2 separate regions of the Homo sapiens genome follow, and region 2 is linked to region 1. A link is an interaction called in ENCODE POLR2A ChIA-PET data of the cell type or tissue named here. Cell type or tissue: Panc1. All regions are shown on one strand. Links, peaks and the distances in the headings refer to the core of each region. The heading gives the core; the rest is flanking DNA.

Region 1 (5,375 bases), core at 57-5,056:
ATTTTCAAAACTCTCCCTCCTAATCTCTAAAATTTGAGTGTTTCTAAAATTTCAGCAAGCACCAAAATCATCTAGAGGTTCCTTTTTTTTTTTTGAGACAGGGTCTCATCTGGTCACCAGGCTGGAGTGCAGTGATGCAATCACAGCTCACTGCAGACTTGTCCTCCTTGGCTCAAGCAGCTCAAGCCTCCCTGCTTAGCCTCCCAAGCAGCTGGGACTACAGGTGTGTGCCACCACGCTTGGCTAATTTTTTATTTTCTGCAGAGACGAGCCCTCGCTGTGTTGCCCAGGCTCATCTAGAGGTTTTGTCAAGACAGACTTTTTGGGCCCCACCCCTTCTGAATTTCTGATTCAGTAGGGCTGGGAAGAGGCTGAGAATTTGCAGCATCAACAGCTTTCCCAGGTGATGCTGAGGCTGCTTGTTTGGGCCCACGCTTGGAGAACATTATTTAAGAGGGGGTGTGCCCAGAGCAGGCAGGGAGGGAGTGAGAGCAGCTAGACTGGGGCCCCTAGAAGCAAGCATCTTCTCTGACCTGATCTCATTTCCCTTGGGTCAGGCCTGAATGAGGTGTAGGTGGCCAGCTGCCAGGCCCAAGAAGATCAACACCATTTCACCTCCTAGTCACCAAGAGACTTAAGGAATGCAGTTGTATTAGTCTGTTCTCATGTTGCTGATAAAGACATACCCGAGACTGGGTAATTTATAAAGAAAAAGATGTTTAATGGACTCACAGTTCCACGTGGCTGGAGAGGGCTCACAATCATGGAAGCTGAAAGGCACAAGGCACATCTTACATGGTAGCAGACAAGAGAGAATTTGTGCAGGGCAACTCCCCCTTATAAAACCATCTGACCTCGTGAAACTTAGTCACTATCATGAGAACAGAATGGGGGAAATCACCTCCATGATTCAATTACCTCCCATGGGGTCCCTCCCAGGACACGTGGGGATTATGGCTACAATTCAAGATGAGACTTGGGTGGGGACACAGCCAAACCATATCAGCAGTGTAGCAGGCTGAGCCCTGGGACTAATCCCAGGAACCAGGCTGTCATTAAATACAGCACTGTCTGTGCTTTTACGTCTTTCTGCCTTCTATGGAGAGGGAATCACAGGGAAGCTGGCCATTTAGACCCAGGCTGGGGGGCATCTCATAGCTCACATTTCCCTTGCAGCCACTCTGAGGCCAGCACCCCTTTGTCACTCCCCAAGGGAATGGGTAGTGCCCAGCTGGGTGAGACTCAAGGTTCCTCTTGAGCTTATTCCATTATCTTGGCACTCAGAGCATATGTCAAGTGAATTCTGTGTCTCTGGCAGGTTATTACACGCTGAATTAGTGTAGTGAAATAAAAACTATAATAAAGCTGTACCACACTGTTAAATTGTTAAAATTTATTAGAAAATGTGCACAGTTATTAACTGATTTTCGCCTGTGTGCATTTGCTTGTGCCGGAGCCAGGGAAGATGAAAAGCGGCTCTGTCAAACGGAGGCTGAGGGTTGGCTCCTGGAATTCTCCAGAGAGCCCTAAGTGGGACAGCACGTTCACAAATTCACAGAGCGCTGCTGGCCTCTCCGCGCTGGCTGCTGCCTCGCTTCTGTGCTGCCTGAGGCTCTCCGGGGCTGCAATTGTGGTCCCAGGGGAAGGAAACCCATCTGTCCACTTCCAGGAGGCCCCCGCAGGCCGAGGGAGGCGTGGATGAATGGGGCCTTGCGTTTCTCCAGTGTTTACACTTAGGAGGCACAGTTACTCACCGTCTCTAGTCTTCAGACAGAATGTTTGAGCCCAGGAAAGCTATTGTAGATGAGCTTCCACCACATTCTCGTCTGCTCTCTCTGCTGGCCTGTTTCCTATGTCTCTTCCCCCTTCTCGTTCCCCTTCCCCTTCCCCTTCCCTTCCCTTTCTTTTCTTTTTCCTTTTTTTTTTTTCCTTAGAGACTGGATTTGGCTCTGTTGCCCAGGCTGGAGTGCAATGGTGCAATCATGGCTCACTGCAGCCTCGAATTCCTAGGCTCAAGTGATCCTCCCACCTCAGCCTTCTGAATAGCTAGGACTACAGGCACATGCCACCATATCCAGCTAATTTTTTTAAAAAAACCATTTTTGTAGATACAGGGTCTTGTTATGTTGCTCAGGCTGGTCTCACAACCCTAGCCTCAAGTAATCCTTCCACCTTGGCCTCCCAAAGTGCTTGGATTACAGGTGTGAGCCACCATGCGTGGCCCCTACCCTGCCTTTTGAAAACCCAAAGAAGAAGCCAAATTTTTCTTAGCTCAGCTAGGGCCATTTCTGGATTGCTTCATCAGCAAGGAACTGGTTATTGACTGTCCAGGCCTCGCATGAAGTGCAGAAATGCAGCAAAAAAGTTTTTCCTGCTGTTCTGCTCTGTGGGGAGTTGGAGGATGATGTTTACTCGTTTTCAGAGACAGGGAGACATGCTTTTAGTCCTTAGTCCTTCAGATGAAGGGAGCCCTCCATGGTCTTATAGCTAAGAGAGCTTACCTTGCTGCCTCTCCCCCTGGAAAGATCTTTCCAGTAACTAATTCTACCATTCTTTGTAAATTCTCCTTCTCCTTCTTCTTCTCCTTCTTCTTCCTCTTCCTCTTCCTCTTCCCCTCCTTCTCCTTCTCCTTCTCCTTCTCCTTCTTCTGATGGAGTCTCGCACTGTCACCAGGCTGGAGTGCAGTGGCATGATCTTGGCTCACTGCAACCTCTGCCTCCTGGGTTCAACCGATTCTCTTGCCTCAGCCTCCCGAATAGCTGTGATTACAGGTGCCCGCCAGTACGCCCAGCTATTTTTTTTTTGTTTTTTTTTTTTTTGGTATTTTAGTAGAGACGGGGTTTTAGCATGTTGGCCAGGCTGGTCTCAAACTCCTGACCTCAGGTGATCCACCCGCCTTGGCCTCCAAAAGTGCTGGGATTACAGGCATGAGCCACTGTGCCTGGCTGGTAAATTATTTTTATCCTAAAAAAAAGAAATGTTATTTTCCTATTTGTTAACTTTAAGCACTCTTCCTTGATTTGGGGGTGAGGTGGCAAGCAGAGAGTGAACTAGAAAACAGGAAGTGATTTGTGCAAATCCAATATGCAGTTTTTTTTTTTTCTTTCAGGAACAGGGTCTCACTTTTTCACCCAGGCTGGAGAGCAGTGGCATGATCATAGCTCACTGCAGCTTTGAACTCCTGGGCTCAAGTGATCCTCTGCCTCAGCTTCCCGAGTAGCTGAGACTACAGGTGTGTGCCACCACCCTGCCTGGCTAATTATTATTATTATTAGCAGAAATGGGGCCTTGTTATGTTGCCCAGGCTGGTCTGGAACTCCTGGCCTCAAGCGACCTTGGCCTCCCAAAGCTCTGGGATTGCAGTCGTGATCCACTGTGCCCCGCCTCCAATGTACATTTTGAATCAGAGCCCATAAGACCTATCTTTGAGTTGATAGCAGCATCCGCATTGGTTTACTAGCCCTGGGTCCTTCTTGCTACCCTGAGACCCAGCTAGATTGTAAATTCACCTGAAGCCTGAGATGCTTCTGCTTGAGAAGAAGTAGGGAAGCAGAGCCAAAACTGAGAGTTTTCTGGAGTCTCTGCCACTGTGCTCGGGTGTTTCTCTTGGGGTTTCCATGGATTTCTACTTAGGAGCCGCAAGCACCCAGGATGGGGTAGCAGGGCATTGCTTCCTGATCTTGGGGAGGGCTCCCAGCCTTGGCATAATCTGTGGGATCCATGGCGAACTGAAAAACTCAGGGCCAGTGTGGGAGAACTCTTGGGTTTTTTAGTCCCCTGTTTCTTCTAACCAGTTTCTTTTTTGTTCCTGTTTATATAGCACAGCTGATGCATGCTAAGAGTTGGGAGGAGACTGCTCGGTTGAATTCCTGCTGTCTTGTGGATGTGTTCTCTTGTTTGGATAGCAGTTAATCTATTTTTCTGTCCCGGGGACACTTTAGGCTGCTACCTGGTCAGGGGGCTGCTGGAGGGCGATCAATATCTCAAAGACTTCTCCAAGGGGCAGGTTCCTTTCCCCCTTGTAGTGAGTGATTCAGAGGAAAATGGAATTATACCAGCAGAAATTTAAGACACCCAAGCTCCAATGAGATTGTCCAACACCCTGAATCTTCCTTTTCTGCGCTTGAGCCTAAAGATAGTCCATAGGGTGTGTAGAAAGAGTAACAAATGTTGGGTTCAAACAGAGCCATGGCCTTGTTCTTTTCCCGCCTCTCCTTGATGTGCTGTCTAGAAGATAACACGATTACATGAATATGTAATGCAGGGAAATCTAGTTAGTTTACTAGCACCGTCTTTTTGCCGAGGCAGATCGATTTCCTGGTTTTAAAAGACAGTAAAATTGCTGATGTGAGAGCTGGTGCTTGCTGAAGCATGTCATAAAGTAGCCAACTTCAGAGAGCCCTGGTGCACTGCAGAAACCCAACATTTAGGATCCATTTATATACTCTCCACCTTGTTCCAGAAAGGATGCAAGGTGATTTGCAAAGATGAGTATCCAATTACAGGACATAATTAAATGAAAAAATAAATAGACAATGAAAACAAGACAAAGGGAAAAGCAGTCCGGGAAGGCAAGGATGGAGCCAGGAATGAGGTTAGGAGACAAAATTCATGGGGTGGCCCTGAGCTTTCTTTCAGCCAACACAGAGAGGGAAACAGTCCCTTGTTACAGACCCAGCATCTATGTGATGAAAGCAAGCAGCTGCTCAGGAGACGCACAGCTATTTCTGTTCCCGGAGGCAGAGAGAATATTGCCCATGGGTCCTTGTATTAGTCTGTTCTCATGCTGCTAATAAAGACATATCCAAGGCTGGGTAATTTATAAAGAAAAAGAGGTTTAATGGACTCAAAGTTCCACATGGCTGGGGAGGCTTCACAACCATGGCAGAAGACGAAGGAGGAAAAAAGGCACGTCTTACATGGTGGCAGGCAAGAGAGTGTAGGCAGGAGAACTGCCCTTTATAGAACCATCAGGTCTCATGAGACTCACTCACTATGACCAGAACAGCACAGGAAAACCCACTCCCATGATTCAGTTACCTCCCACTGGGTCCCTCCCACGACACATGAGGATTATAGGAGCTACAATTCAAGATGAGATTTGGGTGGGGACACAGCCAAATCATATCAATCCTCAAAGGGAAGACATGGCATAATGCAATAATAGTGTCCCGAACAGTCTCACAGTTCATGATGGCAAGGAGTTTAATAGGACTGGCTGCCTCCTCTTGTAATATTCCTCAAGATTAGGAGGTGGTTAGGGAGGTAGAGCTGTCCCAAAACATTCTCTGATAGTCTGACTTAGTTTTTTTTTTTTTTTTTGGAGATGAGGTCTCACTCTTTTGCCCCAGTTGGAGTAGTGTAATAGCATGATT
Region 2 (5,375 bases), core at 198-5,197, 640 kb after region 1:
AAAATTAGCCGGGCGTGGTGGCGGGAGCCTGTAATCTTAGCTACTCGGGAGGCTGAGGCAGGAGAATCACTTGAATTTGGGAGGCGGAGGTTGCAGTGAGCCAAGAACATGCCACTGCACACCAGCCCGGGCGACAGTGTGAGACTCCGTCTCAAAAAAAAAAAAAAAAAAAGAAAGAAACATAGAGTTACTATATAACCCAGTAATTCAACTTCTAGGTTTGCACCCAAGAGAATTTAAGACATATATTGACATGTAAACATGTGCATGGATGTTCATAGCGGCATGACTCATATAGTACCCAAAAGGTGGAAGGAACCCAAACGTTTATAGCTTACGAATGGATAAACAAAGTATGACATATTCATACAATAAAATATTATCCGGTCATAAAAAGGAATGAAATGGCCGGGCACAGTGGCTCATGCCTGTAATCCCAGCACTTTGGGAGGCCAAGGCGGGTGGATCACGAGGTCAGGAGATTGAGACCACCCTGGCTAACACAGTGAAATCTCATCTCTGCTAAAAAAAAAAAATGCAAAAAATTAGCCGGGTGTGGTGGCGGGTGCCTGTAGTCCCAGCTACTCGGGAGGCTGAGGCAGGAGAATGACGTGAACCCGGGAGGCGGAGCTTGCAGTGAGCCGAGATGGTGCCGCTGCACTCCAGCCTGGGTGACAGAGCAAGACTCTGTCTCAAAAAAAAAAAAAAAAAAAAAAGAATGAAGTACTGGTAAATGCTACATACAGCTGGAGGAACCTTGAAAAATTATGCTAAAAGAAGCCAGACACGAAAGGTCACCTACTGTATGATCGTATTTATTTGAAAGATTCAGAGCAGGCAAATCCTTAGAGACAGACGGTAGATTAGTGTTTGCCTGGGGCTGCAGAGCGAGCGGAATGAGCAGCGACTGTTAATGTGCCTGGGATTTCTTTTTAGGGTGAAAAAATGGCTCTGGAATTAGGTAGTGGTGATGGTTGCGCAATCTCGCGAATGTGTTAAACGCTGCTGAATTGGACATAATTTTAGAACAAGGGCCAATTTTATGGTATGTGAACTATATCTTAATTAAAAATAAATAAATATTGAAAGCTAGATCATTACAACAAATAAACACAAGGAGCAGGCCCTTTTATAGAGCAGGGTGTTCAGAAGAAACCTCAGAGGAAAGAAAAGTTTGGGCTGGGCCCCAGAGAAAAAGAGGGAAGATGGCCGGGCACGCACAGTGGCTCATGTCTATAATCCCAGCACTTTGGGAGGCCGAGGCGGATGGATCACAAGGTCGAGAGATCGAGACCGTCTTGGCCAACATGATGAAACCCCGTCTCTACTAAAAATACAAAAATTACCTGAGTGTGATGGTGTATGCCTGTAATCCCCTCTCCGCTACTCGGGAGGCTGAGGCAGGAGAATTGCTAGGGAGTTGGAGGTTGCAGCGAGCCAATATCGTGCCACTGCACTCCAGCCTGGCAACAGAGTGAGACTCCATCTCAAAAAAGAAAAAAAGAAAAGAAAAAAAATAGGCAAGATCAGAAGGCACCACTGATCTACACTGAAGAAAATGAGGAGACCTGCTTGGCTGGAACAGAAGTGGCCAAGGCTGGAACAGAGCCAGGAAGCGGGGAAGAGTGAGCTATGGTCTTATGTGCTGAGCTTAGGGGCTGGAACAGGCTTCTCCCATCAGCGGGGGCCTTTGCAGGAAGGGAAAGGTGAGTCTAGCTGCAGTTCTGAATGACTTGATGAAGGAAGAGATGAAAACAAAGATTTGGGAGCATCTGAGTTAGTCTCAGCCTCGTGCTGTAGGCTGCAGGGAATAGGATGAAAAACCAGCAGGGGTTTCCTCCTGTCCTCAGGGGATGCAAGAATGAAATTTTGTATTTCTCTGGCAATTTACAGTTGGATGTAGCTTTCACTTTGATTAGCTCATTGATCTTTGAAATAATTCTTGAGATGAGCAGAGCAATTATTAGCTCCTTTTACAGAGAGAGAAACTGACGCTCGCAGAAGTTCCTTCATTTGTCCGGGGCTTCTAAGTGGCAATTAGGAGAAGAAGTCAGATCTTGGACTCACAGTTTTTCCCAGACTGACCTATAGTCTTCTATTATAGACTTCTAAATAATAGACAGCAAGAGTAAATAAATATGCAAAAATATAGTACAATGCAAATGTATGATAACCTTCAATAATTACCAAGAAATGCATAAATTAGTGCCAGGTCGCAGTTCTGTCCACCACACTCGGTGTTTGAAGTGCATTTTCTTTGGACCTGTTTATTGCTATGCAGGAGACCAAAAAGAATTTGTACACAAGTTTTGAACCTGGGCGTAACAGTAAGCCCTCAGCTCAAATCCCACCTCTGCCATTTCCCAAATGACCTTGAACTTCACTTATTGGAATTCAGGCTCCTCACGCAATAAATGAAGACAACACACCCATCACACATGGTATCTGCCACTATGCAACCTCTGCACATAAAAAAAAAGCACTTAACGCAGTACCCAACCCGCTGAGGCTGGTGTTCAATAAAGAAATAGGAGCATTTAAAAGGTTTATACAAGGGAGCTCGCATTCATTGGGCACAAACAATTTTCCAGTTCCTTCCTATATGCATAATCTCCACAAGAAGATAGATCTTTTTTGTATGTGTTTCTTTTTGTTTTTTTTGGTTTTTTTAGACAGTCTTGCTCTGTCACCCAGGCTTGAGTGCAGTGGCATGATCAACCTCTGCCTCCTGGGTTCAAGTGATCCTCCTGCATCAGCCTCCCGAGTAGCGGGGATTACAGGCACACAACACCGTGCTCAGTTAATTTTTCTGTGTATTTTTAGTAGAGATGGGGTTTTGCCATGTTGGCCAGGCTGGTCTCAAACTCCTAACCTCAGGCGATCCACCCACCTCAACCTCCCAAAGTGCTGGGATTACGGGTGTGAGCCACCACACCCAGCCCAACAAAGATAGATCTTATTATCCCATTTTATAGATGAGAAAATTGAGGCCTAGGGAAATTTGCTTGCTCAAAGTCACACAGAGAATCATGATCCACATTTTGGTCTGGCTCCAAAGTCATTCCTCTTTGCTTAGCCACACTATTCGTGATGATGTCAGAATGTGGTGTAAAATGATTCTCTTCAAAGCACAGGGTACTGACTCAGACTAAGGTCTATTTCAGAGCTGCTACAATCCACTAATGATCTAGAAGCTCCTCTGTGCTTTTTTTTTGTTTTGTTTTGAGATGGAGTTTCGCTCTTGTTGCCCAGGCTGCAGTGCAATGGCGCAGTTTCGGCTCACTACAACCTCTGCCTCTTGGGTTCAAGCAATTCTCCTGCCTCAGCCTCCCTAGTAGCTGGTATTACAGGCGCCCGCCACCATGCCCAGCAAATTTTTTGTGTTTTTAGTAGAGACGGAGTTTCACTATGTTGGCCAAGCTGGTCTCGAACTCCTGACCTCAGGTGATCCACCCACCTCAGCCTCCCAAAGTGCTGGGATTACAGGCGTGAGCCACCGCACCCGGCTCTGCTCCTCTCTGCTTATAGGACATTGGTGTGAATTCTCCAGGCGATTGCTCAGTCCTTATCTCTCCCTTCCTACTGCTTGGATGGATTTTTAGATCAAACTTGCAGCCCCGCTCTCCTGGGGGATAATCCCTGTTGCTGGTAACCTTGTTTCCTGGTTGACCTTCACGAAGAAGAGCTTCAGCAAAAACTTTCTCCCTCAGCCCAGTCATGCAATGTTTCTCTTCCTAATGCTTTCGCAGGCCCTCAAGATGGAATGGAAAAGGGCTGCCTTCGGAAACATTTCCAGGAGAAGAAGCTACTCAGAATAAATTAGCCAGAAAGTGTTAGGATATGCTACTTCCACATTCTCGTCTTATTTTCTTCTTTGGCCCTTTCCTTCTTAAATGCCACCTCCTTTTTCCTTCCTGGGACTTGGTATCTTTGTACATTTGCCTACTGATGGGATAAAGCCCATCTCTACCCCAAGGATATTGTCTTCCTCCAGGTAAGAACTTGTAAGATTCTGAGACCCACACCTAAACAGCATTATTTGTAGTAGCCAAAAGGTGGAAGCTTCAATCGGCAAGAAGAAAGCTGAGCCACATATACTTTAAATCGCCCCAGGGAAGCAGAAATCAGTGGATTCAGAAGGAATAAAGATAATGAGATGAGACCTAAGAGACCATGGCGAAATAATTCACAAGTATCATACTGGTGAGGGGGCTGGGGGTTGCGGCTGGCTCACTGGGGTCACTGTAAGTCAGATCTTAGACTTACAGTTTATCCCAGGCTGACCTATAGTCTTCTATTACAGACTTCTAAATAATAGACAGCAAGAGGCAAGAGTAAATAAATATACAAAAATATAGTACAATGCAAATGCATGATAATCTTCAATAATTATCAGGAAACGCATGAATTAGTGCCAGGTCGCAGCTCTGTCCACCACACCCAGCATTTGAAGTGCATTTTCTTGAAGCCTGGCTTTCTGGAGAAACCTTCCTGCTCAATGCCATTTTTTTTTTCTTTTTTTGAGACGGAGTCTCGCTGCCTCCCAGACTGGAGTGCAGTGGCGCGATCTCGGCTCACTGCAAGCTCTGCCTCCCGGGTTCACACCATTCTCCTGCCTCAGCCTCCCCAGTAGCTGGGACTGCAGGCGCCCGCCAACACGCCCGGCTAATTTTTTTCTATGTTTTAGTAGAGACAGGGTTTCACCGTGTTAGCCAGGATGGTCTCGATCTCCTGACCTTGTGATCCGCCCGCCTCGGCCTCCCAAAGTGCTGAGATTACAGGCGTGAGCCACCGTGCCCGGCCTCAATGCCATTTTTTTAACTTTTAGTTTAGGTTCAGGGATACATGTGCAGGTTTGTTCTGTAGGTAAACTCGTGTCACAGGCGTTTGTTGTACAGATTATTTCACCACCCAGGCACTAAGCCTAGAACCCAATAGTGATTTTTTTCTGCTCGTCTCCCTCCTCCTACCCTCCATCCTCAAGTGGGCCCCAGTGTCTGTGGTTCCCTTCTTTGCATCCATGTGTTCTGATCATTCAGCTCCCACTTGTAAGTGAGAACATGCGGTATTTGATTTTCTCTTCCTGTGTTAGTTTGCCAAGGATCATGGCCTCCAGCACCATTAATGTTCCTGTAAAGGATGTAGAAAGCAGTGTGGCGATTCCTCGAAGAGCTAGAAACAGAACTACCATTCGATCCAGCAATCCCATTATTGGGTATATATCTAAAGGAACATAAATTGCTTTACCATAAAGACACATGCATGGAATCAACCTAAATGGCCATCAATGGTAGATTGGATAAAGGAAATGTGGTACATAAACACCATGGAATACTACACAGCCATAAAAAAGATCAATGCCATTTTTAGAGATC

What was found. Peaks named below come from ENCODE experiments on the same cell type or tissue, not always from the same donor. Only the 100,000 strongest peaks of a DNase experiment are listed, where the experiment ranks them.
Region 2: POLR2A ChIA-PET joins it to region 1 with 6 read pairs; 2 of 35 experiments call an interaction of 5 or more read pairs at or near these places.

The regions. Positions count from the first base shown.
Region 1 is chr7:72,431,793-72,437,167 of GRCh38, reverse strand. It overlaps a transcript of CALN1 not described here. Among named protein-coding and RNA genes, the nearest start is that of CALN1, 22 kb to the right of the region's middle. In Panc1, for the core only: no CTCF peak of the experiment used is centred there; no DNase peak of the experiment used is centred there.
Region 2 is chr7:71,791,156-71,796,530 of GRCh38, reverse strand. The region is part of intron 6 of CALN1 (calneuron 1); the gene reads left to right. Among named protein-coding and RNA genes, the nearest start is that of MIR3914-1, 490 kb to the right of the region's middle. In Panc1, for the core only: no CTCF peak of the experiment used is centred there; a DNase peak (open chromatin) is centred at 3,120.